Linked DNA regions of Homo sapiens: all the other regions are linked to region 1. Evidence: read pairs that join two places in POLR2A ChIA-PET (ENCODE). Cell type or tissue: OCI-LY7. All regions are shown on one strand. Links, peaks and the distances in the headings refer to the core of each region. The heading gives the core; the rest is flanking DNA.

Region 1 (8,205 bases), core at 2,595-6,594:
GAACAATGCGGGGAACCTTGGGGTGGTGACAGGTAATGGAGTAAAAGGGTGATATGGCTTGGATCCACATCCTGCCCAAATCTCACGCTGAGTTGTAATCCTCAGTATTGGAGGTGGGGCCTGGCAGGAGGTGATTGGATCATGGGGGTAGGTTTTTCATGAATGGTTTAGTACCATACCCTTGGTACTTCCTCATGATGGTGAGTGAGGTTTTTGTTTTTGTTTTTTTTTTGAGACAGAGTCTCACTCTGTCGTCCAGGCTGGAGTGCAGTGGTGCAGTCTCAGCTCACCACAACCTCCGCCTCCTGGGTTCAAGTGATTCTTCTTCCTCAGCCTCTTAAGTAGCTGGGATTACAGGCAGCCACCACCATGCCCAGCTAATTTTTGTATTTTTAGTAGAGATGGGGTTTCACCATGTTGGTCAGGCTGGTCTCAAACTCCTGATCTTGTGATCCGCCTGCCTTGGCCTCCCAAAGTGCTGGGATTACAGGCGTGAGCCACCGTGCCTGGCCAGGTATTTCTTTATAGCAAACTGAGAAAAGACTAAAACAAAGGAACAGATTTTTTTTTTTTCTTTTTGAGATGGAGTCTGTCTGTCACCCAGGTGGGAGTGTGGTGGCATGATCTCGGCTCACTGCAACCTCCACCTCCTTGGTTCAAGCAATTCTCCTGCCTCAGCCTCCCGAGTAGCTGGAATTACAGGCGTGTGCCACCACATTCCGATAATTTTTATATTTTTAGTAGAGATGTGGTTTCACCACATCGGCCAGGCTGATCTCGAACTCCTGGACTCAAGTGATCCACCCACCTCAGCCTCCCAAAGTGCTAGGATTACAGGGGTGAGCCACTGTGCCCAGCCCAGATTTTTTTTTTTTCTAAGAGACAGGGTCTCACTGTGTCATCCAGGCTGGAGTGCAATGGTGCAGTCAGAGCTCATTTCAGCCTCAACTTTCTAGGCTCAAGCAATCCTCCCACGTCAGCCTTCCAAGTAACTGGGACTACAGGTGCGTGCCACCACACCCAGCTAATGAACATTTTTTTTTTTTTTTTTTTTACAGATGGAGTCTTGCTGTGTTGTCTGGGCTGGTCTTGAACTCCTGGCCTCAAGTGACCCTCCCACCTCAGCCTCACAAAGTGCTGGGCTTATAGGCATGAGCCATTGCATCAGGCTTGGTCAGATTTTTATTTCAGAAAATTCACTCCAGCAGTGGAAGTTGAGGGTCAAAGGATGGGAAGATATAAGAAACAGAAAGATCAGTGTGGAGGCTGTCAACAAATCCAGGTAAGAGCTAGAGTGGAAGTATTATTTAGACATAATACTTTCTATAATAGAAATGGCAAAATGTAGCATACATTCCACCACTCTAATTTCTTATTCTCAGCAGACATTGCTAATCGCTGAGTCCTTGTTTGCACTGGGCAGCTCACATAGATAGTCACTACTAAACAACCTGAGTAGACACATGGATGAATGAAATTTGCTCTTTCTGGACAAAGGAGAGGCATCACTTGTGAAGATATCCCTGTGCTTGCTAACAATTCACTCTGGGTTTACCCCAACCTGAGATGCTGAAGGTCAGACCGAGGGTGATGCCCTAAGTCAGTCTTTGATATCATGTACGTTGCATCCTGCCTCATTTTTCCAAGTGCCTTCTATGTTCCCATTTATGGACTTTTTTCATGTCCATGACCTCATTTTAACCTCACAATGTTCCTGGGAGATCAAGGTTGTCACTCCCATTCTACAAATGAGGAAGCTAGCTGGGGTGCGGTGGCTCATGCCTGTAATCCCAGCACTTTGGGAGGCCCAGGCGAGGTCCCGAGTTTGAGACCAGCCTGGCCAACAAGGCAAAACCCTGTCTCTACTAAAATTACAAAAATTAGCCAAGTATGGTGGTGGGCACCTGTCATCCCAGCTACTCGGGAGGCTGAGGCAGGAGAATCACTTGAGCCAGGGAAGCAGAGGCTGCAGTGAGCCAAGATCACGCCACTGCTCTCCAGCCTGGGGGACACAGCAATACCCTGTTTCAAAAAATAAACAAAAACAAAAACAAAACAAAACAACAACAACAACAACAAAACCCAAAAAACAATGAGGAACCAGAGATTAGAGACATCAAGCAGCAAGCATAGGTTCCACAGGTGGTAGGTGGCAGAACCAGGATTCAAACTGAAGGCTGTTGGGCTCCAAGAAACTCGGACAAGTTCCTTCCAAAATGAGCTTGCCCAGGCTGCAGCAGCTGTTTGCATTTGTCAGGGACTCATGCAGAAAAACTACAACAGATTTGGGCTGGACATGTTAGTAGCAGTGACTTTCCCCATCAATAAAATCTGTGGCTTAAACAGACCTGGGAAACTTGACTTTTGAATCACCCTTGTCTAATCCATCCTGGTGCTGAGCCATGAGGAAGGAAGGCTCTGGCCCTGAGTGGGGGTCAGGGGCAGCTGGGAGAGGGAAGATCTGCACAGATGGTGAGGGGCGGAGGCCTCTCATGGAAGAGAATAAAGTTTCTGTCCTTGCAAAATTGGAATGAGGGCCCTGGAGCCAAGCAGCCAGGGCCGGGGAGGGGCCAGCCAACCTTTGGCACGTGAAATGCCAGCCGGCTCTCATGGCAGATAATTTTCGGTGATAATTCATCCCACCAGCAGGCGCGCATTCTGAAAGCCCTGTCTGTTCCTGCCTCACGGGGTCCCTGCAGGAATGTGGGGGGTTGAGGGGCTGGCCCCGGATGTAGGCTGAGTGGGCAGGGCAGTGTCTGGGCACTGCCTGGGGCCAGAGGGAGCCTTTGTGCTCTGTGCCTTGGGAACACCCCCACTCATAAAGACACCCCATGGGGGGAAAGGCTATCACGCCAGGCTAGGGCCTGCTCTCTTGGTTTCTTCTTCTGCGGCAGCCAACCCAGAGGTTGCTTTCCTGGGTACAGCCTGGGATCCGATACACCTCTTCTTTCTCTGACTTGTGGTGCATGCATCAGCCCCCAGATTCGCCCTGCCATGCCGGGTCCACACCAGCTGCGGGGTGCTCCTTCCAAGTGCCAGGAGGGTGATGGGCAGGGGGCCTCTACCTGGAATGCATGGCACAATCTCCTGGGGAGCGTTTAAAACCCACCCAAAATGGGCCGGGCGCAGTGGCTCATGCCTGTAATCCCAGCACTTTGGGAGGCCGGGGTGGGTGGAACACCTGAAGTCAGGAATTCGAGACCAGCCTGGCCAACATGGTGAAATCCTGTCTCTACCAAAAATACAAAAATTAGGCTGGGCACGGTGGCTCATGCCTGTAACCCCAGCACTTTGGGAGGCCGAGGCTGGCAAATCATGAGGTCAGAAATTCGAGACCAGCCTGACCAACACGGTGAAATCCTCTCTACTAAAAATACAAAAATTAGCTGGGTGTGGTGGTGTGCACCTGTAATCACAGCTACTCAGGAGGCTGAGGGAGGAGAATCTCTTCAACCCAGGAGGCAGAGTTTACAGTGAGCCAAGATTTCGCCACTGCACTCCAGCGTGGGTAACAGAGTGAGACTCCGTCTCTAAATAAATAAATAAAACCCGCCCAAAACGGCTGGGCACCATGGCTCATGCCTGTAATTCCAGCACATTGGAGGCTAAAGCAGGAAGATGGCTTGAGGTCAGGAGTTTGAGACCAGCCTGGGCAACATAGTGAGACCTCATCTCTATAAAAAAATTTTAAAAACTTAGCTGGGAATGGTGGTGTGTGCCTGTTGCCCCAGCTACTTGGGAGGCTGAGGCTGGAGCATAGCCTGAGCATGGGAGGTAGAGGCTGCATTGTGCCATGATTGCACCACTGCACTCCAGCCTGGGCAACAGAGTGAGACCCTGTCTCGAAATAAATAAACAAATAAATAAAACTAAATAAAACCCTCCAAATTTTGGTCCTCGCTCCCACGGACTGGTATATGGTCCAGGGTGGCGTCTGAGCACCAGCATCTTTTGAAACTCTCCAGTGATTCTGACATGAGCCTATGTGGGCTGAGGTCGAGGACGATTGGTGCAGCTTTTTGAGAGGGTGGCACTGCAGCTCAGCCACTTCCAGCTGTGTGGGTGGCCTTAAACACTGTAGCAGCCTGTGCCTCAGTTTCCTCATTTGTGAAATGTGGGCAGCAACGGTACCAATTTTATGGGGCTACTGGGAGGATTCAATGAGATAGTGCCATAAAGAATCAGCACCACACCTGGCTTAGAGCAAAGGCTTGGACGATGTAGCTCCTGCAGATGGTTCCTACTCATTCCTTTCCCACACTGGCCACGGGGAGATTTGGAACCTTGAAGTCGCAGGAAAAAAGTCTAAAGAGCAGAGAGGGCCCTCTCGAGGACTGTACCACCTGAGGTGACCAGGGGAGGCTCCCTTGCCCTGATCCAAAGCTGGTTGGGAGGTGTGGGCCGCTCCGTGGCTCCTGTGCGGATTCCCATGGCTCCTGTGGCTCCGGGAGCAGCCCACACTCCTTAGCAAGGCACATGGAGGCCCCGGGCTCTCCACTCTTCCAGCAGTAAAGCTCAGCGAGAGGGTGTGGTTGAGTGTGGCTTCCCTGCTCCCAGCAGGCTCTCAAGGGCAGGGAAGGGACTTGCTGAACATGGTGCTTCTGAGCCTGGCACACGGAAGGTATGTGTCATGGTGCACAGCCCACAGCACATGACATGCAGACCTGCCAGGACAGAGAGCAGATGCTCTGAGCAGAGAACCACCTGGTCACAACCCTGACAGTGGCCACCACTTCCTGAACGCCCACCGTGCACTGAGCCTCAGGCTAAGAGCTTACTCACAATCGCCCGGTGACTGCTCTTTTTGGCATGTGATGTTGTCCGCCAGGATGATAAAGGTCAGAGATAAGCCTGTCCAGCCCCCGAGCCCACAGAGCTCTATGGCCTCAGCCTCTGTGGGCCACAGGCTTGCCTTGAACACTGGATCAGGGCACAGCCAGCCGTGTGCCTGCCATATCCAGTGCTGTGAGTGTTATTGCCACAGACAAGAGAAAGGCCACAGCTTTTTTTTGTAGTTGCAGACTGGGGTGGGGGTTTTTAGGCAGGTGTTTTTCTCTGAAGATGGGTTTTCTCATTTTCCTAGAACCGCAAGATGAAGAGAGTCGCCGTTAATATCCTGTCTGCTCTCCAGCCTCCATGATCTGAGATGGCATTCTAGAGATTTCTGTGTGGAACCTGACTTAACAAATATTGCTGCACAAATAAATGAAAGAAGTGTAGCTTGTGCAGCGGCCATGGCTTCAGAGCCAAGGGTGGCTGGCTCAGGAGTTCATGTAGGAACTTGCCCAAGGTTTCAACATACATCAGTTGGTTATCTGAGGACATACGTTGAGAATCTCCTGGGTGCTGACACAGTGGGGAACGAGGTCTGTTCTCACAGAGCTCACAGAGGGGAGATGGATGTGAAGCAGGTAAACTCATAAATTAATAGTAATTAGTGGCCAGGCATGGTGGCTCAAGCCTGTAATCCCAGCACTTTGGGAGGCCGAGGCAGGTGGATCACCTGAGGTCAGGAGTTCAAGACCAGCCTGGCCAACGTGGTGAAACCCCTTCTCTATTAAAAATACAAAAATTAGCCAGGCTTGGTGGTGGGTGCCTGTAATCCCGGCTATGTGGGAGGCTGAGGCAGGAGAATCTCTTGAACCCAGGAGGCGGAGGGTGCAGTGAGCTGAGACCGTGCCACTGTACTCCAGCATGGGGGACGGAACAAGACTCCGTTTTAAAAAAAAAAAAAGACAGAGTCTTGCTCTGTTTCCCAGGCTCAAGTGATCTTCCCACCTTAGCATCCTGAGTAGCTGGGACTATAGGTATGCACCACCATGCCTGGCTAATTTTTTAGTATTTTGCAGAGACAGGGTCTTACTGTGTTGCCCAGGCTGATCTAAAAATTCCTGGGCTTAAGTGATCCTCCCGCTTCAGGCCCCCAAAGTGCTGGGATTACCAGTGTGAGCCACCACGCTGGACCTCTGGCTGGGGTCTTAAGCCAGGAAAAATGGGGTAGTGGGGAGCAGATGGGACAGGCTGGTGAAGGGCTCAAGGAGCGATGTCATGATCCAGGTCACCCAAAGCCCAGCCATTTTGGCTTGCATGGGACTAGAGTCAGCCCCAGGGGTGTGTGCAGGGTGAGAAGGATGTGGCTCCAGTGGCCACTGCAGTGGTGGAGTGGCATTGCTGTTATGTTTCTGGTTGGTGTGTCTATGGAGAGCAGGACCCCTATCATTGCCAGGGGCTACAGGGACAGTGCCCAGGTCTGCCAAATCTGGCCTCCCACTGGGGGAGGCTGCGGAGGGAGGTCTGGCTGAGCAAGTGTGTCTGTGGGCATCTGTGCATCTGTGTATGTGGGGGTGGAGATGGTCTTAATCCAAGTCCACCCATGAGTAGTTGAGACAGCTCCTCTAAGCTGCCATGTGAGGGCCTGAATCATATGGGAGAGAGCTGTTCCCTTTCCATCCATTCCATCTCTCTGAGTATATTGAGGACAGTGTCCACTTGCTGCCACTTTCTGTCCACTGTACCCTTGACGTCCCGTAAACACTTGCTAATCTTCCTTTTTTTTTTTTTTTTCTTTTGAGATGAAGTCTCGGTCTGTCACCCAGGCTGGAGTGCAGTGGCGCAATCTTGGCTCACTGCAACCTCCGCCTCCCGGGTTCAAGCAATTCTCCTGCCTCAGCCTCCCAAGTAGCTGGGAGGCACGCACCACCACACCTGGCTAAATTTTGTATTTTTAGTAGATACGGGGTTTCGCCGTGTTCACCAGGCTGGTCTCGAACTCCTGACCTCAGGTGATCCGCCTGTCTCAGCCTCCCAAAGTGCTGGGATTACAGGCGTGAGCCACCACACCTGGCCTCTAATCTTCCTTTTTAACGAAGGGCGATGGGGCCTGAGGGCTAGTGGATACAGTCTGTATTGGAAGGCAACTGTGGTGCTTGTTGTCAATGTAGCATCCCAGTTTGTGGTCATTGCCACTGGCTTTCTTTTTACTATTGTAATATACATCTTCCTCCTTAAACATTTGTTTAAAAGCATTTTTTAAATAAAGTTTCCTTTAATTTTACTAAAATCATTTTAGTGAAAAGAATGGAATCATCTGAAAGAGAAACAGTAAGTCATGCTGAAGTTGGAAAAGGGAAATGGGAAAAATCACCAAGAGGGGTTGTGAATGACTGCAGTTTGGGCCACATGGGACTATGCGACCTCCAAGGTCCCCTCCCCAATTCCATGATACGCTCTTTTTCCTAGGAAAGCATTCTTTTTTTTTTTTTTTTTTTTGAGACGGAGTCTCGCTCTGTCGCCCAGGCTGGAGTGCAGTGGCACGAGCTCGGCTCACTGCAAGCTCCGCCTCCCGGGTTCATGCCATTCTCCTGCCTCAGCCTCCCGAGTAGCTGGGACTACAGGTGCCCATCACCACGCCTGGCTACTTTTTTTGTATTTTTAGTAGAGACAGGGTTTCTCCGTGTTAACCAGGATGGTCTCGATCTCCTGACCTCGTGATCCACCTGCCTTGGCTTCCCAAAGTGCTGGGATTACAGGTGTGAGCCACAGCACCCTGCCAGCCTTTCTTTTCTTTTTCTTTTTTTTTTTTCCTTACCTTTCCCTTGGCCCCACATTCTCTGACCCAGGAGTGAGTGTACCCTGCACCTCTCTCTGCAGTTGGCACAGGAAGGCAGGGAAGGGGCCGAGGCTAGTGTCTGAACACCTTTGGGAACACCTGGCTTGTCTTCTCCACTCGGCGGGGTCTGGCTTTCAGTCTCAGTTGGATTCTGCACAGCTCACCACTCCAATTAGTTCCATCGGCAGTGTAGCAACAATGCCAGTTCTCATAACAAACTCTTTATTTTTTATTTTTATTTTTTTGCATGCCACAACGCCTGGCTACTTTTGTTTATTTTTTGTAGAGAGGAGGTCTCACTATGTTGCCCAGGATGGTCTTGAACTCCTGGTCTCAAGTGATCCTCCCACCTCAGCCTCCCAAAGTGCTGGGATTACGCGCATGAGCCACCATGCCCGGCCTCCAATTCCCATTCAGCTAACAGCGTACTTAATCTCCCATCCACCTACCCCATTCATTTTTCCACACCATCAGTTCCTTCCAATGCCTGATCATGAATTTTTTTTTTTACTTTTTTATTATTATTTTTTTTTTTTTGAGATGGAGTCTTGCTTTGTCACCCAGACTGGAGTGTGGTGGCGCCATCTTGGCTCACT
Region 2 (8,205 bases), core at 1,633-5,632, 1.1 Mb after region 1:
GAGAATATAGGAAAACACAAAAACTAAAATGAAAAAATCCTTCGTATATATTATAGAGCCTGCTTTTATATCTAAATATATTGTAAATGTTTTTCCATGTTAAGTATTCTTCTATAGTCTGATTTTAATGAATATATAATATTCCATCATTTTGATAGTTCATAATATATTGTAATCATTCTATTATTATACATTTAGGTTGCTTTCAAGTATTTTCAATTATGAATAACAGTACTTAACAGGCAACTTTTTTTTCTTAAATTTTAAGGCACTGCATGCTCAATACATAAGCTGTAGAAGACACAGAAAAGAATGCAGAAGAAAAAGATTTTCTACAATCCCATAATCTAGAAAAACCACTATTAGTTTGTCTTTTCTTCTGGTCTTTCTAGGAGCATATATGATGGCATGTGACACATAGTGGTGTATACCCCTTGTTTTCCCTCCTCCTTCCTCCCTCCCTCCCTCCCTCCTTTCCTTCTTCCCCCCTCCCTCCTTTTTCTTCCTCCCTCCCTCCCTCCCTCCCTCCTTTCCTTCTTCCCTCCCTCCCTCCCTCCCTCCTTTCCTTCTTCCCTCCTTTTCTTCCCTCCCTCCTTCCCTCCTTTCCCTTTCCCTTTTCTTTTTTGGTACAGACTCTTGCTGTGTCACTCAGGCTGGAGTACAGTGGCGCGATCTTGGCTCACTGGAACCTCCAACTCTTGGACTCAAGCCATCTTCCCACCTCAGCCTCCTGAGTAGCTGAGGCATACAGGATTACAGTGACTACAGGCAGGCGCCACCACACCCAGCTAACTTTTGTATTTTTTTGTAGAGACAGGGTTTCCCCATGTTGCCCAGGCTGGTCTTGAATTCCTGGGCTCAAGTGACCCACCCGCCTTGGCTTCTGAAAGTGCTGGGTTTATAGGCGTGAGCCACCACACCTGGCCATTCTTTTCAACCACTATTATTTTATGGACATTTTCCCATATGATTAAAAATAATCTAAAATATAATTTTCTGTTGCCTGGATTTGCTGTAATCTCTCTAGCCATTCTCTTAGCACATGTTTAGAGAAGTGTGTGTGTGCATGTGTGTGTTGTGCTGTTATAAGTAATAAAAGAACTATCATTTAAAATATATTACCAAAAAAATTGTCACAATATTTAAGGCCGGTAAAAACATAGTAAAAATGATTCATGCGTACATTTTTCTGCCCTTCGTTTTAATTTTCTACTTTTTGTAGTAACTCATTAAAAGGCAACTTTCCTGCATTCATTCAATCCTATATGAGTTTATGAATTTACATCAGAGGCCAGGTGCAGTGGCTCACACCTTTAATCTCAGTACTTTGGGAGGCCAAGGCAGGTGGATCACTTGAGGTCAAAAGTTCGAGACCAGCCTGGCCAATATGATGAAACCCCGTCTTTACTAAAAATACACAATTTAGCCGGGCATGGTGGCATGCACCTGTAATCCCAGCTACTTGGGAGGCTGAGGTGGGAGGATCGCTTGAAGCTGGAAGGTGGAGGTTGCAGTGAGCCGAGATCACGCCACTGCACTCCAGCCTAGGCAACAGAGCAAGACTCTGTCTCGGAAAAAACAAAAAAGAATTTACATCAGAGAAACATATTTCTGCCAGGAGGTTTGCTGACTGAGCATCTTTTCTCTAAAATTTAGTTTTTAGGGTTTCTGTTTTGAAAATTATAAATACAGCCTTAATTTGAGGGAGTTTTTTTAACAACAAATTAGGGTTTTGTAACATTATGGACTGCTTTTCATGGCTTATAATAAAGCAGTGCCATCTGTACAAAGGTTATTTTAAAAATCGGGAGTGGCTGAGGGTAAGAATTCCATCAGGGTCTCAACAGAGAGTGACCAGTGGCATTTTATGTTGTAGCTTTGGGTGCCTTGTCGTGGATTCCCAGCTCTTCAGCCTCCTCGTGTTTGGGGCCCTCTGTTCTGTTGAAAGGTTCATTTGAGAAACCTGCCTATTTCATGCTGTGGCTGCTGTGTGATTTGGGTACAGAAGGAATGCGCATCATACCTCTTTTCAGGGCGGCCCAACCATTACTTACCACATTTTCCAAGCTCTGCGCCTGTTGCCTCTATCAGATCATTCCTAATGCCATGATGACTTCTCGCACAAATCTAAACCAGGGACCAACTTTAGTGGAAGTTATGCCATATTCCACTCTCTACTCAGTGCCTGACTTATATATATTAGGCAATGAATGAGTGAATGAATGCTGTCTATAACACAAATGAGCTTAATTATTATCTCATTTTGACAACAGCTAATCAAATGTAAAGTATAATCACTGTGTAACATACACTTTACTGAAACCATTCCCAGGGATTTTTTTCCAGAAAAGTACTTACTAGTATAGGAAGTCACACAGAACTGGATTCGACCCTCATCTACTTTGTGGCTGTGTGACTGTGAGCAAGTTAGCTTTTCTGGGTGTCAGTTTTGCCATTCGGTATCTGGGGATATGATGGTACCCTATCTAGAATTACAATGAGTAAATAAGCAAAGGCATGTAATGCTCCTGGCATTTGGTAAATTCCTGAATAAATGGTCTCCACTACTATTAAAATATTTACCACTCTACTTCTAATACTTTGATCGGTTTGGTGCACAGCAGTCAATGTGCTTGCACCTAGGTGGATCTTGTAGTTGTAGTTGAATAGATTCAGTCCTCTTCAGGATTGCTGGGCTTCCATGTAATTAATTGTGTACAAATAATTTTGCTTCCCTCAGCCTGACCCAGGTCTGCTGCAAAATTAGATAGCCGTGAAGCTTTTCCACAGAATAGGAGAATCTGGTGGGCCAGACAGAATCCCATGGCAGAGTGAAGCAAGAAGAAGGGCTGCTTGCCTTGCACAAATTCTTGCTTTACTCTCTCTAAAAACCCCTCGGTTTCATTTTCAGAAACATTTTGGGAAAAACTTCTCAGTGAAAGAGTTGCTTCGTCACTAAAGGTAACTTGAGAGCAGACCAGTTTCCCGTCTGTCTTTGTTGCCAGCTCTCTAGTTGAAAGGTTCTGCTTTGTACCCGAAGGAGGCTTTGAACATCAGCTGTCTGGAACAATCTCTGGCCTTATCGCTTATTTTAATGTTCCTTGCACAGGGTCATTCTTGGATGTGGTGCTCTGGGCAATCTCACCCCAGAATGCTTCCCTTCCTTTATTTAACCTCTGACCTGTGGAAACAAGAGTTAATCAAGAGTTCTAAGGTAGCTAAGAGGAAGGGGAAGTGTTTGGTTACAAATTAAATATGAACAAGTCATAAGTCATAAATCCCCAGTAGTGCCACCAGTTGTGTGTCTCAAGTTGCATATGGTACAGAGTGTTTGGGTTATAAATTCAAGTTCAGAGCTCTCTGATCGCTGGGGGGGTAGGTGCGAGGTTCATTTTATTTTGGGCTAAAACTCTGCCTCCTAAAACATTACTTTTATTGGACTAGCTTCATTCATATCCTACTTTCTCTGTGTGCCCGTCTCTCCTTCTTCCTTTCTTTACCTGCCTGCCTGCTTGTGTTGATTGGTGTGCTGTTCTGTGAATTGAGACAGAACTGCTTCCCTGAAAGAAGTTAAGCATATGGAAAAAGTTGCCAAGGAAAGGCATTGAAGCATAGAGCGTAAATGGGTTTAAGAGACAGCCAGACACTTTTATAGAGAGATTTGCGATTGAATGATATAACATTCAAGCAGAGATCTGGGGTGGAAATGAACTTAAATGAGTACTATTTGTGGAAAGCTGATGCCCTGTCTAATCTAGCATTTCCTTAATTGTCACCATAAGCATACATTTAAAGCTTTATACTTTAAATTAAAAAAGGCAACACAGTCTGTTTAAGAATCTAAGACATAGGCCATAGTTTTTCTAGAAAAAGTTCTTAAAAATATGCATTTAGGGTATAGCAGAGGCACTGGGTCTTGACACGAAACACTGGAAACTTAAAATACTCTTCTGCTGTGTTTGATTAAAACATTTTAAATTGAGCTATTTATATTTGTGTTTCTGAATATAACATGTACACTAATTCCTGAAGCAATAAAGAGCTGACACATGACTAGTGTCCCTGGAGCTGGCAAAGTAAGAAAACACGCTGAATTGTTGGGAGGCAGCCAGAGTTAGATTGCTCAGAACACTTGGAGCCGAGGGGCTTTTGGAGGCAAGCTTTCCTTTATCTTATCAAGCACTACAGTGAGAACCACAAGGTAAGGATTTTATATCCTAATCTCAGGATTTATCATTGTACGTGATCATACTACTATTGTACTGTTTAGAGCAGGTCAGACTGAGAAATCATGCTGGACTGGTTTTGTGTCTGATCTGTGGTTTTAGTAGCTGTGTCATCTTAGGGAAATTACTTCATTTCTCTACGACTCAATTTTCTCATCTGTAAAATGGGATAATTCATCTCACAGAGTTATGAAGAGTAATATTTCAAAGCACCTAACACTTGATACCTAGTTTCCCCCCTTACTGCATTAGCTTCTACTCTCTAGCCCTAAAATGAGGTTAATATCAAATGGCATCTGACTGGGATCATTGATTTTTTTGTTTATTACTGCAAGTAGGACACGGATCCTCATGTAGCCATTTCTTCCTTTTGTTGTGTTTTTTTTTTTTCTAGTAGAGACAGTGTATTTCCTAGGCTATGAAAGCTCCAGTAGGGTGGGCCTTAGTTAGAACCTCACTAACCCATTACATTATATTACAGTAGTAATTTAAACCATAAAATAAGATACTCTGAATGGGGAAAGTCTTGCAGGTGTGTGAATACAGGAGTAGGCAGCATCATAAACTCTCCTAGGAAAATGATGAAAGGCCTATGTGCTCACCCTGCCTGGGCTCAATGGAAAATATTGAGAATTACACTGAATTGTCAGTGCAGGTGCCATTATTCCAAAGATCTCATGTTACCAACACTTCACCGGTGATAACAGAAAAGTGCCTCTGTGCTTTCCTCCTGAGCAATCTCCTTCAATCAAAGTAATACTCTCATAGAAATAAGATGACAAAGCCACTCTCTAAAAGCAACAATTATTGAATGCCCATCAAGAAAGAAAAGAGCCTTGTTTCCAAAATCAAATCCAAGTGTATGTTTGGGTAGATTTATATAAGCACAGATGTTTTATGGGAGTTTTTGGTGTTTCTTCATAATGCAAATTAATATTTCTACTCATTCAGTACATATATTTTCCTGCATAGATATAATAGGTATCACAATGGGACATTAATTATGGACATAAATCAGAGATTCTTGAGCTTAACTAAATATCGTAATCAATTTACAGTTTGAGATTAGCAGCTGTGAGCAAAGCAGAATGCCCAGACTGGGTGAGACTGGCTTAGAGCTCCCAAAGAGGATTGTGTTTTTCTCTTATTGAGGTTGCTTTGACTTTTGATGTTATCAAAGAGTACGGTATTATCAGGGTGAAACAAATTGTACTCAGTTTCAGGCACTGTGATAGGTGCATTTACATATGTTTCAGCCTCAAAAGAACCATGTGAGGGTAGATATTCCCATTTCACATGTAGGGAAGGAAGAGCATGGCTCAGGCCACAGCCAGTAAGTAACAGAGCTGGTACTCAAACCCAGGTGGGTCTCCTGACTTTGCAATCAGTGTCAAGCTGATCAGTGAGGTGTCACTTCCTCTTGGAAGACTTTCTAGAATCTCTTCTGTGTTCCCTTTGTGAACCTCTATCAAAGCACTGACCCAGTGCTGCTGACATTATCTGCCAGTGTGTCTGCTTTCCTCTTTAGACTGTGAGCTCCCCAGATACTGAGACATGGGCCTTATTCCCCCATGTACCTAGCAGAGGGCCAGGCATATACTGGTGGGTCTTAATAAGCATGGGAAAATATGTGGGTAGATGCCATTGATGGAACATTTGAAAAATGAATCATCTAGAAATGTGTGATGTTTGGACTGGAAACGTCTCAGTTTTAAATTCTGTAAAAATGTTCATTGAAGCTAAATGTGGTTATCTCAGGAAGATGAGGTGTGCTTTTCCCTTAGGGAGGAACCACATATAACCTTGGTGCTAAGGTTGTGGTTTGAGAATCATAGACCAGCACACATGAGTGATTTCTGTTGTGCTTAAAGGTGGGAATGCTTGCTGGCTGAGTATAATAGGGGAGAAGATGTGTCTTACAGAAGGCAGTGCAGTTGGGCTCTGGGGTCTTTCCTCCTTCTCACCTCGAGTTAGGAGGGAGAGGGAAAGGAATGAGAAGTATAGGAGTGGAAGAGCTCATGTGAAAGCTTTTCTCTTTGGTGCGTTTGGAGAGAAGAGTATCTTCTGAAGAGAGGGACAGAAGAGGAAAAATGTTTGGAGCAGACTGGAGGGGGTGGGCAACAGGAGGCCTGTGGCACTGCAGATTAGAGGATTCTTGAACAATTTTAAGGGTTCACGTGTGCTTGAAAAATTAGGTTTTCAGATGATTGTCATCAGCCTGGTTTTGTGAACTTTTTACATAGCAATTGAAATGGGAACAAAAAGAGTAGATGGTGGGGTTTACTTGTGTTGAGGAGATGGGCAAAGGGCAAGAAATCTTGTTTGTAAGTATTCCTTGATCTACTTTGAATAATCACTTGCTCTATACTCATTATTTATCCCAGACTCCAGCAGGACATTTGCAGGAATTGTTTTTTAAAAACCAGGTCATTTTCCAAACCCAAATGCTGCCTGCTAAATTTGGATCCCCACGTCCCGACTAGAGTTGGTTGACTGTTACTCTGTAGCTCTAGTGGTAATTAATGGCCTTAATAGAACCTATAGAGATGAGTTACGTCTGTCAAGGTAAGCTATGATTTATTGAATGTCTCACATGTGCCAGGAATAATTAGGGGTTAAATAGTCAATACACAGTCACCGTCCTTGATCTCATGGAGTTGACACCAATGGAGAAGACAGGCAAACAAGCACGTATTATAAACGATGGGGAGTTTTAATGTCTAGTAAGCCCAGGAGGTCTTCATATTCTGGGAATAAAATGCATCAATTTAAATGGGGACCAAAAGCTCATAGTAAAAATGAGGAAAAGGTTAGGATTTTATCTAGAAAAAGTATAAAAAAGTATAAATTTACCTCAACAAACTCTGTCTCTTAATTCCAACAATGCAGTAATTCTTAGAAAGAATAATGCATCAAGTATTGTGGGGAGAGGAGGTTATAATTTTTCTGACTTAATAACAGTTCATAGTTGACTTTCACAGCATAATCATAAAAGGAGTCATTTTTTTCCAAAAGTATTTGAGGACTTCAGTTTCCCGAAGGTCTCTTTTATCCTTTCATATTGAAATCATTTTCTTTTGATGTGACTGTTGTGTTACTATCCTTGTTTTTCTTGATTTTTCTCTTCATGTCTTGTTAAGTGGTCTAATACAGCCAGGTCTTCATTTGTCAGTGACTTTGCCTCAACTCTGTGCAGGTATCCAGCATGTCCAACATGGGCTTCATAAAATCCAGTCTCCTTTGCAAGAGTTGTAGTTTTAGTTCATGGCAAATTTGCATTTTATTATAGATGTTTGGCTGAGATACAGACAGAGGAGCAGGGATAGATGCTAGGTGAAACTTGAAAGGGTGGATAGGGGACGTATTGTCTGGAAACTGGAAGGGTGGAGAAGGGTCATGTTGTTTGAAGCAGTCACATTGTTGGTGAGTATTTTCCTCTTATAAGAGCTTCTGTTTTCCTGCCCATTCTGGTTGACCACATGGTATGAGGAATTTCTGTAGAATTCTGGAGGAGCCTCTGACCCAGACACCAGGAATCAAAGAGAGATTCCCAAAGCTGAGATTGCCAAGGGGGACAGGAAGCGTGTTCTGGATTGGTGGCTGTCATGTCCATCAGGTACATTAGCAGGTGGTGTATATCTTTTCATAGAGGAGGAAACTGAGTTTTGGGAAGACCGCTTTCTCGAGGTGTCACATCTAGAAAGGAGCAGAACTAAGATTCAAACTCGGGGTTACCAGACTCAAGCCAGTGTTCTCCCCAGCATGTGCCATGCTGCTCTGCTTTTTAACATTGGGGAGGAGGTTTTTTTGTTTTGTTCTGTTTTGTTTTAATAGGAAGGCTTTAAATATTGAGTGCTGAATGGTCTTAACCAAGGGATGCTTTGCCATTGGAAACACGTTGGCAAAATCTGCTGACAGAAAGAAAGGGATACCTCTCCTCAGGTATTCAACATGGAATGTCAGGAGCTCCTCAGACAGT
Region 3 (8,205 bases), core at 2,123-6,122, 250 kb after region 1:
GGTGTGGGCTGAGCAGACAGCCAGAAAGATATCTACTGCAGATTCCAGTCTCTCTTCATATCCTGTCCTCTGCAATCGCATCCATGCCCACAGCCTCCCTACAGAAGGACTCCTCAGGTCAATCTAACTCCAGAATTGCATGTTTGTGTTCATTGTGGCTCTCCTCATCTCCCACTACCTCAACTAACCCACTCCTAAGACACAGTTAAATACCCACAGCCAGCAAGCCCTTTTGTCTGTACTCTTCCCTCTGGCTGAAATTCTTTTTGACATACTTCTACTCTAAGGCTCAGTTCAGGTGATACCTCTTCTAGATAATCTTTCCTTCTGCCTCCCCATCTATCTCCAGAATGACTCATTCACTCTTCAGTGTCCACTACATCGTCTCTTGCTAGTTTAGTATTGACTGCTCTGTATTTAAATTATGGGATTGATGTCCATCTCCTCCACTGCCATGAGATACATAAAGGGCATAGAGGGGCTCTCAAATATTTATTCAGTGAGTAAATGTTGCAATGATTTGAGACAAGAAGTAAGAATTTTAAATAATCAATGTCTGCTTTATACTTCCAACTTCAAAAATACTTATTTGTTTAGATACAGTGCATGGATCCAAGCTATCTATGAATGAAATGCCTGTATATTTTTTCCACTGAGAACGATTTATATTTTTGCCTTAGATTCAAGCAACTGTTTCCCTGCCCCCCCACCCCCCACCAAGTAAACAAGGAATCCTTAAAAGTTTCCAGTGACATAAGACAAATAATAGATTTCTCCAACTAGAAAACCTAAGTTTGCTATGAAAATGAAAACCTTGTATTACAAATAACAGCTTAGTTTCTAATTCAGAGATCCCCACATAGAGGAGATAAGAAGGGAATTAAGGACTGTCTTCTGAATTTTTGTTTTCTTGCCCTCACCTACAGTTGAGAAGTCAGATGATGGAGTAGCCTTTTTCCTGGATTCATTTCAGTTCATTGTAGTTTGTTTCTAGGCCTACACAGTTAATGGCATCAGTAACATTTTCTTTTGTCTTTTTCTCATTTTTTCTTCTAGTGTAAACCAAAAAGTATCAAAGACAGGTCTCAATCAAGTTAGAAGTTTATTTTGCCAAGGTTTAAGGACACGCCTAGTAGACAGGTCTGTGCCTTTCTCCAAAGAGGGTTTTAGAATTGAAACGGGAAAAGCAGGCTGGAGGGGAAAGGGGAAAGGTATGGTCACATTACTGAATCCACATGTTGCAAGAGAAAAGGAGCAGCTAGGGGAATAGTCAATTATGTATTCATCTCAGTAAATCAGCACTTTACTTAAGATAAGGTGAACATAGAGTTGCTGCCCATGGAGATAGGTAACATTTTATCTGTAGCTATCTGCTTAGGAACAAAAGGAAAGGCAGCTTCTTGCATGACTCAACTTTCAGCTTAATTTTTTTTTCCTTTGGCATAGTAAATTGGGCTCCCAGACTTTTATTTTCCTTTCACACTAGTGATCAGTAAGAATAACTCCCAAATAGTCCATCAGTCTTGTAAATTGCTCACTTGTTTTCATTCAGCTGATGTCAATTTTTAGAAATGTCCTCTGAGGAACTCCATGTGTGACCTTGGAAATGGAATTTTATAGTAGTATGTGCGGTGGAATGGACATGGTATGTAAATAGAGGAACAGTGCGATGATTTTTTTATTATTTGTGTTTAAATTCTGTGTTTGCAAATGAAATTTTGAGGGTACCTGTTCCCAATTTCAATTCTGCTGTACAGCCTGAGGCCTTCATTTCAGATAGTGGCAACCTCATGAAACTGATTGGAGTCAGTCCTTAGAATGTACAACTGATCAGAGAGTTGGAACTAGTAATCCAGTTGAAACAGATCCCTTTTGTTTTAAATACCCTTTAGCCAGGCAAGTTCCAGATTGCCTTAGTTGTCAATAAAATTTTGGTCAAGCGAGTGGCTGTATTCTCCATTTCCTAAATCTGGCCTTCATCACAGTCTGAAAAGCAGGTTTTGATAAAAATCGGTTTCCAAATGTAATTTGCGTAACCTGAGCCCTTGGAATGGGTAAAATGCCCTTCCTGGGGTGGAGGAGGTATTTTTGTAACAGCAAGGCTGAGTGAAGGTATGAGAGTATGAAGCCTTTTTGTAACAGGTTTTGTCCTGTGTTTAACCAAATTAAGGTAGAACCGATTGCTAGAAGGGGAGGGTGTGTTGTGCTCACTTACAAGATAGATTGCACGTAGTTCTCTGTTTCACAGATTTTGTTGTGACTCCTGTCATTTCTTTGTTTCCTTAAAGGGGGGGATGGGTGATGCAGCAGCAGCACTGAGGCTCATTTTTTTTTGAGATGGAGTCTTGCTCTGTCACCCAGGCTGGAGTGAGGTGGCGTGATCTTGGCTCACTGCAAGCTCCGCCTCCCGGGTTCATGCCATTCTCCTGCCTCAGCCTCCTGAGTAGCTGGGACTACAGGCGCCCGCCACCATGCCTGGCTAATTTTTTGTATTTTCAGTAGAGACGGTGTTTCACCGTGTTAGCCAGGATGGTCTCGATCTCCTGACCTCGTGACCCGCCCGCCTCGGCCTCCCAAAGTGCTGGGATTACAGGCGTGAGCCACTGTGCCCGGCCTGAGGCTCAGTCTTGATACCTGCCATACCAACCATCCTTCTCTTCCCCCACCTTCACAGGAGGTAGTTTATGTAATGGGAAGTCTATCTTTTGAAGAGTAATAAGGTTAAAACTCAGTTCCATCACTGATTTGCTGTGTCCTTGGGTGAATCACTTTGCTTTTCTAACCCTGGGCAAGTCACTTAATTTTTTTCTTAATAAAAATAAAATACAGAAAAAGATACACAAATGTTTAACTTGTCTTACTTTTCATGCAAGTTTTTATTTGGAAAGCATGGGTTGATTACATGATTACATTTCATTCTCCTCTTAAAAGACTGTTTCTATGTTTCTTTTGTTTTTTTTTTTTGAGACAGAGTCTTGCTGTGTCACCCAGGCTGGAGTGCAGTGGCACAATCTCGGTTCACTGCAACCTCCGCCTCCTGGGTTCAAGCAATTCTGCCTCAGCCTCCCAACTACCTGGGATTACAGGTGCCTGTCACACACCCGGCTCATTTTTTGTATTTTTAGTAGAGACGGGGTTTCACCATATTGGCCAGGCTGGTCTCGAACTCCTGACCTCAGGTGATCTGCCCGCCTCAGCCTCCCAAAGTGCTGGGATTACAGGCATGAGCCACCACGCCCAGCCTCTGTTTCTTTTTTTTTTTTTTTTTTTTTTTTTTGAGATGAAGTATTGCTCTGCCAGGCTAGAGTGCAGTGGCGCCATCTCAGCTCACTGCAACCTCCACCTTCCAAGTTCAAGGGATTCTCCTGCCTCAGCCTCCAGAGTAGCTGGGACTACAGGCACACACCACCATGCCTGGCTAATTTTTGTATTTTTAGTAGAGATGGGGTTTCACCATGTTAGCCAGGATGGTCTCAATCTCTTGACCTCGTGATCCACCCGCCCTGGCCTCCCAAAGTTCTGGGATTACAGGCATGAGCCACCGTGCCCAGCCTGTTTCTCTTTTTTAAATGCGTATGACTCTGTACTAGTTAAAAAAAAAAAAAAAAAAAAAAAGCAAATTTTTAAAAAGCATCTGCTTGAATCTTTGCTGCCTCCTACAAAATGTATTTTCTCTATCACTCCCAATGGATCATGATGTATAGCTAATTATTTTATTTCTTTACCACTCACTTTTAAGTCAGTATGGTTTTTGTCCTAACTAGTTCACCAAAGTGGTTCTCAATAGTGACCTTTGAGCCTTTTTTATTCTGCACACTTTTTTGTTTGTTTGTTTTTCCTTTTTGTGGAGAACAGGGTCTCATTGTCTTGCCCAGGCTGGTCTCCGACTCCCGGGCTCAAGCTATCCTCCTGCTCCTGCCTCCCCTAAGTACTGGGATTGCAGATGTGAGCTACCGCACCTGGCCCTCATATGTTTTGATGTTGCATTTGACAATGCAGTCTTCGTTGTGGAATCCTTTTGTCCCTTATCTTTCTGATAATCATGGATTTATATTCTACCCTTTTCTTCTTTGACCATGTCATCTCACTTTACTTCCCTAAGGTCTCAGCTTCCCCTCTCTGTTTTATCCTGCTGCTGCTTCTCCACATTCTCTGACCCCCTAACCCCCACCCCTTGGAGTTCTGATCTGTTCCCATAGCTTCAACTCTTCTGTGTGTTGAGGACTCCCAGATTCTTCATTTTAGCCCTGACCATTGTCCCCTAAGTAGTTGCCTTTAGAATATTCCCACTTGACTCGCCCGTTGTCCTCTCTTTATTTTTATTTATTTTTTTTTTTTTGAGACGGAGTCTCGCTCTGTCGCCCAGGCTGGAGTGCAGTGGCGGGATCTCGGCTCACTGCAAGCTCCGCCTCCCGGGTTCACGCCATTCTCCTGCCTCAGCCTCCCAAGTAGCTGGGACTACAGGCGCCCGCCACTACGCCCGGCTAATTTTTTGTATTTTTAGTAGAGACGGGGTTTCACCGTTTTAGCCGGGATGGTCTCTATCTCCTGACCTCGTGATCCGCCCGCCTTGGCCTCCCAAAGTGCTGGGATTACAGGCGTGAGCCACCGCGCCCGGCCTGTCCTCTCTTTAAACTAAAGCCATTACTTTTGCCCCGCACTCAGCTTTTGTTTTCCAATTTTCTGTTAGTGTTGCCTCATTTCTCACAGCCACGTGGTTTAGAACCTTGAGTTCCTCTCTGCCACTTTCCTATCCCCTCCTCTCTTCATCTCTCCTCTGTGGTCCAGTCGGTCAGCAAGCCCTTTCTAGGCTCCTGTTCAAACATTTCAGTAGCTTTCTCTCAGCAGGATAATATCGATTGCAGTCTATTCCAAATCAGTTTTCAAGATGTATCTCCCACCATTCCTCCGTAAGATGTCTCTATGCAACATCAATATTCTATGCAATTCTCTCAAACACACCTTGCGTTTGTTTTCCTTCCTTTTGCCGTTGCTGATATCATTTCCCTTTCTTGGAGTGCTCTGCTGTGTTTTATTTTCAGCTTTTTAATTATGAAATATTAATACTTAAAGATAAATAGATAAAATACAAATGTACAGCTTAATGACTTACTGTAAAGCAACCGCCCACGTCAAGATACAGAACACTGCCAGGATCCAGAAGCTTCTCCCTACCACCGTACTCTTAACACTGTATGTCTCTTTCCCTTCTTTGCCTGTTTTAAGCTTAATACAAATGGAATCCTATAGTATTTATTCTTTGCTTTCGCACTTCTTTCGCCCATTGTTTGTACAAGTCATCTGTGTTGTTGCAGTAGTTCAGATATGTTTACTGTTGTATAGTATTTCATTGTTGAACGCATACCATCTGTAGTAATGTCAATGAACATTTGGGTTATTTTAAATTCAGGGCTTTTATAAAGCATGCCGTTGTGAACATCCTTGAACTTGCCTCCTGATAGGCATGTATATGCATTTTGTATTGGGTATATACCTGGGAATGAATCATAGGATAGATGTCTCTTCCACTTTAATAGTGACATGCCGTTTTCCATAGTGATTGTGTAAACAAACAGTCCTACCAACAATATATGAAATTTAGTTTTTCTACATTGCCATCATAACTTGAAGTCTTTTTAAATTTCAGCCATTTTGATGGCTATGTAATATCTCATTGTGGTTTTAATTTGCATGTCCTTGATCACTAGTAAGTTTGAACATCTTTTCATAAGTTTATTGATTATGTGGCTTAACCTCCTTTGTGGCACACCTATTCAAGTCTCACACATTTTTCTACTGGGTTGCCTTTTTCTTATTCTTATATAGGAGTTTTATGTATTTTGGAATATGAGCTCTTTGTAGGTAGTGTATTGCATGTGTCTTCTCCCATGCTGTGGCTTGCCTTTTCACTCTATTAAATTTTGTTACTTTAATGCCATTTTATCAATGTTTTCTTCTATGGTTAGTGCTGCTTCTGACTTTTTTTTTAATTGTTTTTGTTTGTTTGTTTGTTTGTTTTTGAGACGGAGTCTCGTTCTGTTGCCCAGGCTGGAGTGCAGTGGCACGATCTCGGCTCACTGCAACCCCTGCCTCCTGAGTTCAAGCGATTCTCATGCCTCAGCCTCCTGGGTATCTGGGACTACAAGCGCGTGCCACCATGCCCAGCTAATTTTTGTATTGTTAGTAGAGATGGGGTTTCACCGTGTTAGCCAGGATGGTCTTGATCTTCTGACCTCATGATCCGCCCGCCAGAGCCTCCCAAAGTGCTGGGATTACAGGTGTGAGCCTCCACACCTGGCCTTCTGACTTCTTTTTTAAAATCTCTTTATAACTCAAGGTCATGAAGATGTTCTCCTTTATTATCTAATGAGAGATATATTATTTTGCCTTTGATATTTGGGTCTTAAATTATAGTAGAATTGGGTTTCATTTTTTTCCCATATAGATATCAAATTGCCCCATCACAATTCATTGAAAAGCCTTGTCTTTTTCTCAGTGCTCTGCAATGCCATCTTCATAAATTAAATATTCATATATTCATGGCTATGTTGTAGGGTTCTCCATTCCATGCCTTTGGTCTATTTATCTATCTTTGAGCCAGTAAAACATTTTAATTACTATAGCTTTAAAATAAATGTTGATGTATGGTAGATTGTCTTGTCTTTTCTCAAGTGTCTGTACTAGTTTTGTTCTTTTGCATTTCCGTATACATTTCAGAATTAGCTTGTCAAGTTATACACACACACACACACACACACACACACAGAGTGTGGATTTTGAATGGGACCTTACTGAATCTATAGACCTCTACTGTAATGACTCTTCCAATCCATGAGCGTCATATATCCCTCCATTTACTTAAAAACCTTCTTCAGCTTATCTTAGAAGTACTTTATATTAAATAAGTATATTACAGTTTCTCCATAGAGATCTTGTATCTCTTTATTAGATTACACCTTGGGTATTTCATATTTCTTGATGCTATTGTAAACGGCATCTTTTAAAATTTTTCATTTCTGTGCATGGTATAGAAATATGGTTAATTTTTATATATTTCTTATTTTGTCTGCACTGGCTGGGACCTTCCCTACAGTGTTGAATAAAGGTAGAGTACTGATCATAGGCCATCCTTGTGTTATATCCAGTCTCAAAAGAAAAGCACTTTTTTGTTTAAACATTTTATGATTCAGTGTGATTGTTGGTATAGGTTTCTTCAGATAGCCTTTATCATATTAATTTTTTTTCTGTTTCTAGTTTGCTAAAAGTTTTATAATGTTGAATTATATCAAAGACTTTTTTAAATTAAAGCACTATTTATAGCTTTATTTAAGATGAATTTTTCTTTTTGTTGTTGTTGTTGGTTTTTTTAGAGACAGCGTCTTGCTTTGTCATCCAGGCTGGAGTACAGTGCCACAGTCAGAGCTCATTGCAGCTTTAAATTCCTGGGCTCAAGGGATTCTCCCACCTCAGTATCCCAGGTAGCTAGGACCATATAGGTGTGTGCCACCATGCCTGGCTAATTTGTTTATTTTTCGTAGGGATGGGGTCTTGCTATGTTACCCAGGCTGGTCTAGAACTCCTGGCCTCAAATGATTCTCCCACCCCAGCCTGACTGGGAGCTACGGCTTGCTGCTGCCCAGCATTGCAAGAGAGTATCATATCATATATCGCTAGCTTGGGGAAAAGATGAAAATTCAAAATTGGAAGTACTGTTTCTACTGAATACATATCACTTTCATACCATCATAAAGTAGAAAAGTCCTTAAGTTGAACTCTATAAGCAGGGGACTGTCTGTTTAGAGTTGTAAGGAATGAGTGAGTGATTCAGTGTAACAAATTTAGGACAGAACTTGGTACATAGTAAGCACCATGTACATGTTCTTAGCATCTTGTACTGTATCATTTCATCCCTAGCAAATCTGTATGAGGTAAGTACTAATATTATTTGTATTTTACAGTTAATAGTTAGACTAAGAGAACTGAATTATTTACCCACAATTATAAAACTGGCAAGTGGCAGAGCTGGAGTTTATATTAGTATGTCTGAAATGCTAGGCCAATGTGTTTAAAACTTTTTACAGTTCTACATACATTGTGATCCAGTACTCCACTGCACACTTGCACATCACAGACACACAAATGCACACACTTTAATTGAAACTGAAGTTTCACGGAATTTTACCCTTTCTCGGTACATATGATGCA

What was found. ChIA-PET counts read pairs that join two places held together with the same protein. Peaks named below come from ENCODE experiments on the same cell type or tissue, not always from the same donor. Only the 100,000 strongest peaks of a DNase experiment are listed, where the experiment ranks them.
Region 2: POLR2A ChIA-PET joins it to region 1 with 5 read pairs; 1 of 35 experiments calls an interaction of 5 or more read pairs at or near these places.
Region 3: POLR2A ChIA-PET joins it to region 1 with 7 read pairs; 3 of 35 experiments call an interaction of 5 or more read pairs at or near these places.

Annotation. Positions count from the first base shown.
Region 1 is chr9:124,815,321-124,823,525 of GRCh38, reverse strand. No RefSeq gene overlaps it. Among named protein-coding and RNA genes, the nearest start is that of WDR38, 34 kb to the left of the region's middle. In OCI-LY7, for the core only: no CTCF peak of the experiment used is centred there; DNase peaks (open chromatin) are centred at 4,695 and 5,035; H3K4me3 peaks cover 1,288 bases; H3K27ac peaks cover 1,330 bases.
Region 2 is chr9:123,682,409-123,690,613 of GRCh38, reverse strand. The region is part of intron 5 of DENND1A (DENN domain containing 1A); the gene reads left to right. Among named protein-coding and RNA genes, the nearest start is that of MIR7150, 200 kb to the right of the region's middle. RefSeq lists an enhancer at 5,723-5,772. In OCI-LY7, for the core only: no CTCF peak of the experiment used is centred there; no DNase peak of the experiment used is centred there; H3K27ac peaks cover 430 bases.
Region 3 is chr9:124,563,242-124,571,446 of GRCh38, reverse strand. The region is part of intron 2 of NR6A1 (nuclear receptor subfamily 6 group A member 1); the gene reads left to right. Among named protein-coding and RNA genes, the nearest start is that of NR5A1, 60 kb to the right of the region's middle. In OCI-LY7, for the core only: no CTCF peak of the experiment used is centred there; no DNase peak of the experiment used is centred there.